3 separate regions of the Mus musculus genome follow, and regions 1 and 3 are each linked to region 2. A link is a loop called in an ENCODE intact Hi-C map of the cell type or tissue named here. Cell type or tissue: heart. All regions are shown on one strand.

Region 1 (2,500 bases), 150 kb after region 2:
GTCCTGAAACTCACTATGTAGACCAAGTTGGCTTTGAACTTATTTACTTATTTATATATATATATATATAAATACACACAACTACTCTGTACATTCTATATAGTGAGGACTGAACAAAGCTTATTAATTTTTTGTTTGGGGTCTTACATGGCTAAATGTTATAACTATGAAGCTATTTAGTCTTTATTCACTCTTCACTTTTTTAGTGTAATAATCAGGGGAATTTCTGCCCAAATAAAGACTAGGCTCTCTATCTTAGATAAACTGTGATGCTTTGAAATGAACATTTATTCTTCCCTCTATAATTCCAGACCTTTCCATATTACATTAATTTAATAATTACATAGTACTTTGACTTTTTTTCCTTTGGAAGTGTTTTGTCTTAATTCTGCACACCGGTAGGATGGAGATAAAAGATGCTGCAAAATCCCTCCGGTAGACTTGGCTAAAGTCAAAGGGAACAACACTTGAGTTCAGTGGTTCAAATCTTTAATCCTGGCGCTTGGGATGAATGCAGAGTTCAAGGCTAGCCTGGTCTCCATAGTGAGTTTAAAAAAGGATGCAGAGTTCCTAGAGTTGTTTTTTCTTAGTTTAACTTGCGTGGATTACCGCAGGGACTTCTTTCATTCATTGCCATTATCATTTGGACAGTCATGCAATGTGCAGCCCAAGTTCATTAGGGGTCTTGCCCAAAGTACCTAGGCAACTGGAACCCCTCCGCACCGCACCGTCCTCTCCATTCCTTCTACTCCGCGCTTGGTCGGCCGTTCCTGGCGTCCTCCAGGCCACCGCAGGGGTCTGGAATCTGGGGTCCTCGGTCTTGGCCAGGCGTTGAAGGGTCCGGACTACGTTCCACGCGGAAACCCATCCTGCGCCCTGGCCGGCTCTGCCCATCCCCCAGTCTAGACAGGGCAGCAAAAGCTGGCCACTGTGGGGTTCACAGCCCAGAGCGCCTCCCCGCAGGCCTCCCGCCGATGCTGACGTCACGTCGAGGCGGGGCCTGTGCAGAAGGAAGGGCTGCGCGTCCTTGCAGCGCCCCGCAGCGGCCGCGTCCAGAAGCGGCCTTGTCGGCCCTGCGGCGCCAGAGACCTGACGCACGGAGCTCGATAGAGAGAGAACGAGAGAGAAAGGGGCAGACATGGCGGCTCCGCTCGGCTCCCGCTGAGGACCGCTGAGCGGGCGCAGGGTCTGCGCGGCCGGCCTGCAGCCTCGCTTCCGCCTCCCGCTCCCTGCCTCCTCGCGCCGCCGCCGGCTTCTGCTCCGCTCTAGCCTGTCGGGCCTGCGTCCCGGAGAGGCAACGCGAGCCGGCCCGGCGAGGCTCCGCTGGCCCCTGCCCGCCGGCGGGCCGGCCTTCCTCGCCTCTCCCGGGAGCGGCGGGCGCGGCGTGGACCCGGTCCCCCTGGCTGGACCATGGTGAACACCCGGAAGAGCTCTCTGCGCCTTCTCGGGTCCAAGTCTCCTGGGCCCGGGCCTGGGCCCGGGGCCGGAGCCGGAGCGGAGCCGGGGGCGACCGGCGGCAGCAGCCATTTCATCTCCTCTCGGACCCGCTCCTCTAAGACGCGCGCGGCCAGCTGCCCGGCGGCCAAGGCCGGGGGAAGCGGCGGCGCCCTGGACGAGGCCCGGGTAAGAGCGGCGGCCCACGGCCGAGGCTTGAAAGTGCTGGCCCGGCCGCCCGGGCTTTGTCTGGCCGGAGACCGTCTTGCGGGTGCGGTGGAGGGTGGCAGCCGCCGAAGGGCCGCGACTCCAGCACCTTAGCTGAGCCGGCCCGGTTCTTTTGTGTAAAGAACAGCACTCGAGTCCACGGGAGATGGCTCTTGGGGTTCCTTTCGGGGACATTAGAATGCTCTGCCATCCGTGTCCTTGCCCGGCTTTAGAAGGGAATTCTAGAGGAAGCAAGAATTTAAGGCTGCAGTGCCTGGCTTGGAAGGGGAGAAGAGAGAAGTGAAAGTTTTCTGCGGTGTCAAACCCCTCTTGAAAGTGTGTCAGCTCTTGCCGCTGTCTGAGTTTACTTAGTTTGGGGGTGGTTCAAGTTGGTAAGGAAGTGAACAGAGCTCCAGTTGGCAGGCAGGCAGGCAGGGATGCTGAAAAAAGTTTGTAGCTGCACTGACACCAACTTTAAAAACAAAACCAACGCTTAACGCCTCTGTAGGCAAGGCAGATCAGACACGGTGCTGTAAGCTGTAGGGCGAGCCAGCCAGCTAACCAAGGTTCTTGTAGAGAGCAGAGGACTTTCAAGTTACAAAGGGAGTATGTAGAAAGAAACGTGTCGAATGGCCATCGTGACATGGTTTCTACATTTCTGTTAAGGAAATGTTTTTCAAAAGTCAAACTAGCGTTGTTGTGGTCCGTACAATTGCAGAAGCAAGAGTTGCTTTAGTTCTTTAGAGATGAGATCTGAGATCCTGAACTTTTATCACCTGTAGTGTAAAACATGAAGCTAGCACATCGAGAAGTTTGTGTTACTATGAAATTGGTTCTGAATTCAAGGAGTGGGTTAATT
Region 2 (2,500 bases):
TACAACATATCCAGGTTTAAATAGGGGTTTTTGGTTGGTTGGTTGGTTTTTCGAGACAGGGTTTCCCTGTGTAACCCTGGCTGTCCTGGAACTCACTCTCTAGACCAGGCTGGCCTTGAACTCAGAAATCCACCTGCCTCTGCCTCCCGAGTGCTGGGATTAAAGGCGTGTGCCACCACGCCCGGCTTTAAGTAGGTTTTTATCAGCTTTGTTATATTGTTAAAATTTATAATCAATGGTATATGATTCTACTTTAAGCTCTTAAAGAGCAAAGTAAGTAAGTAACAAAGTTAGTAGAGTTAATGGGGATAGATAGGTTCTATCCAATAGAGTAAAATAGAAAGAAAAATAAAACTTATGCACAAGGCACATCTCTAAGCAAGGACCTCAACAGTCATACAACTGTACCTCCATAAAAGAAAGCGACTGTGGTTCCAACCATTCTTTGGAGCTCTTGAGCTTGGGGAGTGTGCCCGTCACCATATCATCTTGGCTCCTATTTTTCATTGTGGTCATCAAGTAACACAGTCCCTAGAAAAGCTAAAATAGCATTTATTTTGTAATTAAAATTCACAGTAATTTTCTCCGCGGTTTAATAATCAACACTCATGACCTTGGGCACTTAGGGAACGAGTCTTGGAAAACTGCCCGTCCATGTGTCCCTTCCAATTGGCTTGAAACAGGGCTCTCTTGAAGCCCTCCTGGCTAGGAATCTAGTTCCCAGCAGTTTTCTAGGTTTGATATGACATGAATGCTGATGAGTTGCCGCTTTCAAGCTACTGACAAATGAACTTAGAGAAAGAAGGGAATTTGGGACCTTCAAGCTCCAAGAGATCCAAAGCCCTCCCCGGGGCCTGCATGTGAGGGAGAAGAAGACTTGTGGGTCTGCGCCCATGATGAATCTAGGGTACCAGGCCCGCTCACCCGGGAGTACCGGGCCCCCGATTCGCGATTCGCCGGCTCCGACACAGACCGCGTGCGCGGGCCGTCCTGCCGCGCAGGCTTCCACAGGTCCTTCAGCCCCCTCTGGCGGTGGGCCTGCCCTTCGGCTCTCCGCACCACAGTGAGCCCGCGGCCTCAGCCCGAGACCTTGGATTCGGAACGCGCGGGCGTTCGGACCTCTGTCTCCTGGGACGCGGCGCCACCCCTACGCGCCCCTCGGCCAGCGGGAAGACGAGAACGCGCGCGCACCTCGCCGAACAGCACGGAGCAGTGCAGCCCTCTGGCCTGGGAGCGAGGCGAGTCGAAAAGGAGGCAGTGGAACTGTCTCGCGCTAACAGGCAGCTATCGCAGCCAATCAGCTTTTCAGATCCGTGCTACGCCCGCCCCTAGCGGAGCCTCGTCTCCTCTTGTAGCCCCTACTCTGTGTTTAGTTCCCGGCCTCCAGGACTCAGGATTCAGTTAGGCTACCGGCCTCCCATCAATTAGTCCTCCGAAGGCAGCGGCGGGAGAGAGTCGTTCGCCTTACTAGGAACCTGCGGCAAAAGAGTGTTTGTGGCGGTTGACCCTTTGAGGGCCGTCCAAGATGGCAGCACATGAGCAGTAAATGTAGCTCTAAAGAGCCTCCAAGGTGGTCTTAGAGCTCAGGTTTGTTGACCGGTGTCTTGTCTACAGCGTTGATGCTGGCCAAGGAGGAGGAATGAAAAGAGTATCTTTTTTAAATCGGTGGTGCACCTTGAGTGGTTTTGAGATTTTGTGGATAACTGGTTGCTTTTTTTTGTTTTTACTTTATTTTACTTTTATTTATTTGTTTGTTCATTTTTGCGGAGCTGAGAATTGAATGGAGGACTTATTCGCAGATCTTTATTTTTCTAAGACAGGGTCTCTTTGGCCTTGAACTTGTGACCTTCCTGCCCTTAGAGTACCCAAAATAATAGGCATAGACCTTTGTTTTTAAATCTCAGGTAAATCATTAAATAGATAAAAATATTGAGGCTCTGATTTTTTTTTCAAACTCACCTTCATAAACCATTCTGTGAATTCTGATTTTTCTATAATAGTTTTTCTTCCCCTCTGAGTACTGGTGAACCCTGGATGATGGACCACTATTTTCACTCGTCCACCGTTTTAGAGGACACACACTGATAATAAGCTGGAACGTACACAAGAAGCACTTGTATTGTCCCTCGTGGAGTCTTCAGCTGCAGGTTCTGGTTCAGAGCCGAAGAAGCATGAGTCACTTGCAGAACTTACTGTTAGATACCCTGCTGGGGACGAAACACGTGGACAGCGCAGCCCTCATCAAACTCCAGGAAAAGACCCTGTGTGTGACATCACCAGGATTTAGTGTAAGGGTGAAAGCTTCTTAAAAATATTTTTTAGGTTAGCATATAGAGTGTTGGATTTTATATGTTATCTTCATGTATGTGTTGTAAGCTATGTAACATCCGAACATGTTTCAACAATGTCAGAATTTATTGAGTAATGATAAATTCACAAAGTACGATAGTTTCTGTGGCAACAATTTCATACATATGCCTGCTTTCTTTGGTAACCTCAC
Region 3 (2,500 bases), 97 kb before region 2:
CTCTTTCTGTTATGTAGGTGCATGTTAACTTCAGCTATTTGCATAAATAAAATATTGTGTTAGCAGACCTCTTTGCCACCCCTGGATTCTTCAGTTATTTGATTAATACAAAGCTCATTGTCACTTTGGTCTTCATTTAAAGAAACAAGAATTCTGAGCATTAGAAATCTTTAATTCCTAATAAACCTGGACTGTCATTTCTGGTTTGCTAAAAATGACTAAAAAAAACAACCTATTTTTTTCCTTGTAGAATTTTGGGAATGCTAGCAAATCTGGAGCATCAAACAAAAAACCCGGTATGTATAACATTAACCTTGAACTCTGATGAGCATTGCTCTGTTGTAATCTTGGGTTTACAGTTCTGTTTTCTTCTTTTCAGAGATCGCTCAAGTAACTTCAGCATATGCTGCTTCAGGGACTGAGCAGCTCAGCCTTGCGCCAGGACAGTTAATATTAATCTTAAAGAAAAACACAAGCGGGTGGTGGCAAGGAGAGCTACAGGTACTGTTCTTTTCCAGGTAAAAATTCAGACTCATAAAAAAGATGAAGAGTCAGGAAAAAAAGCCACCCCCAGTCATACTCATATATGAAGGGATCAGTCAACACTTAAATATATTGTGTTTTCTTCAGTCTTCTGCTGCTTTTAACGTTGTTTTATTGACCTATAAGCATTTTTCAGTTTATCACTTACGGGCCATAGGTCATTTTCTTAAAAGAAAAAGAAAAATGTCATCTCTGCCTGGGATACCGAGCTTGCCATACCCCTCTAAAGAAAAAGAAAAAAACAAAACAGGCCATGTGCTGAGGAAATACTCCCCATTGGACTACACACACACACACACACACACACACACACACACACACACACCCCGAGGCCTCAGGCTTTGGAAACAGCAGCTCAAAGGAAACAGTACAGCCTTAAATTTTTTTCCTGAAGGTGTTACCAGATAGCTGCCATGTGTACTTTTATAGAGAAAAGCTTTCTTCTCTCATATCTAATATTTCTTTCCTAGCTTAAATACACTTTAGGGTTCAAAGGTGATAATAGAAATTATAGCTGTGTTTTCATGTAAGTTTGCATGTGGTGGCAATGCGTTGGCTCTGGCACTATACCTTAGAAACCCTAAAGAACAGCGGGGTACAGGTTGGGGATGCTCACTAAGGCCCTCAGTTCCCACCTTCTGGTTCACTGTGAACTAACACCATGGGAAACATGGCCTCCAGAAATGCTTTATGACTTTCTGATGACTGACAAGGCTGCAGGGTGTACTCTCACTGAGCCATACCCTTAAGAGTAGACTTGAACTTGCAAGGAGCTTCCAAAGTGGAAGTCCTGTTCCCTCTCCAGCATCCCCTCTTCCTGGGATGTATGACAAACAAGTTACTGCCACGCAGAGGGGCTGTGGGAGCCCTGGTGTCTGGAGTTGTTAGTGGGGGCTTTTGTCACATTGGTATGGTTAATTGTTCATATGGTGAAGCCACTCCAGCCCTGCCACCAGAGTGAGCTGATATGGCATGACAGAGCACCAGCCATAAATCACATGGCTAGATTTGGCATTGCCTAAGCCTTGCAGGTACACTAAGACACTTGCCAGTAATGTTATACCAAAGATTTAGATTCCATCCAAGGAACCAGGGCAAAGGCCAGTATATGTCTTTAGGTTTTAAGTGGTAACTTGGTTATTTTTAATTGTTTCTTTTGCTAATTTTATAGGCCAGAGGGAAGAAACGACAGAAGGGATGGTTTCCTGCCAGCCATGTAAAGCTGCTAGGTCCAAGCAGTGAAAGAACCATGCCTACTTTTCACGCTGGTATGCAAGTGGCTACTTTGTGGTTGGTCTTAGAAGACCGTTAAAGCACAGGGTGTCTTAGATTAGCTGACCCTTTGGAAGACTTGGAAAGCTTGTTTCCTTTGCTCTGCTTCAGAGCAAACCACTGGGAATGTCTTCCTGCAGAGCTCTTTTACCCCTTGAAATGTGAAATTGCTGCTTCATCATATTAAAGTGAAGTACTTCATTCGGATTGGTTTTTTTTTCTTTTTTTTTTTCTTTTTTTTTCCGAGACAGGGTTTCTCTGTATAGCCCTGGCTAATCTGGAACTTACCTTGTAGACCAGGCTGGCCTCGAACTCAGAAATCCGCCTGCCTCTGCCTCCCGAGTGCTGGGATTAAAGGCGTGCGCCACCAGGGCCTGCTTCACTCGGATTTTTGTCTAGCTTTTGCTTAGGTTTGGGGGATGTTTTGTTTTGTGAGACGGACTGGGGAAGAAGATTGGGGAGAGAGCAGGTAAAGAAAAGCTTTAGCCTAATTTTAGAATTTAATAATAATTTAAGTTCCAGGCCAGGGTTGATCCTTGTAGGAAGACTTAATTTATTCTTTTCTGTTCTTTCCATAGTATGTCAAGTGATTGCTATGTATGACTACATGGCGAATAACGAAGATGAGCTCAATTTCTCCAAAGGACAGCTGATTAATGTTATGAACAAAGATGACCCTGACTGG

What was found. Hi-C counts contacts between places; a loop is a spot of excess contacts. Peaks named below come from ENCODE experiments on the same cell type or tissue, not always from the same donor. Only the 100,000 strongest peaks of a DNase experiment are listed, where the experiment ranks them.
Region 1: a loop joins it to region 2, with 5 times the contacts of the local background. A loop is called at or near these places in 6 of 42 quality-filtered maps.
Region 3: a loop joins it to region 2, with 2.5 times the contacts of the local background. A loop is called at or near these places in 4 of 42 quality-filtered maps.

What each region holds. Positions count from the first base shown.
Region 1 is chr12:4,916,299-4,918,798 of GRCm38, forward strand. It overlaps Atad2b (ATPase family, AAA domain containing 2B), which reads left to right and starts at 1,055. Exons shown (of 28, transcript NM_001362349.1): 1 at 1,055-1,623. The coding sequence starts at 1,411. In heart, no CTCF peak of the experiment used is centred here; DNase peaks (open chromatin) are centred at 1,003 and 2,093; H3K4me3 peaks cover 2,071 bases; H3K27ac peaks cover 2,132 bases.
Region 2 is chr12:4,767,982-4,770,481 of GRCm38, forward strand. Fam228b (family with sequence similarity 228, member B) reads right to left here and starts at 1,253. Exons shown (of 7, transcript NM_175431.5): 1 at 925-1,253; 2 at 409-540. The coding sequence starts at 516. Pfn4 (profilin family, member 4) reads left to right here and starts at 1,314. Exons shown (of 4, transcript NM_028376.4): 1 at 1,314-2,288. The coding sequence starts at 2,172. In heart, CTCF peaks have their summits at 1,045 and 1,249; a DNase peak (open chromatin) is centred at 1,290; H3K4me3 peaks cover 1,294 bases; H3K27ac peaks cover 1,225 bases.
Region 3 is chr12:4,671,023-4,673,522 of GRCm38, forward strand. Itsn2 (intersectin 2) reads left to right here. Exons shown (of 40, transcript NM_001198968.2): 26 at 251-296; 27 at 380-501; 28 at 1,715-1,811; 29 at 2,394-2,500. Among named protein-coding and RNA genes, the nearest start is that of Fam228a, 66 kb to the right of the region's middle. In heart, no CTCF peak of the experiment used is centred here; no DNase peak of the experiment used is centred here.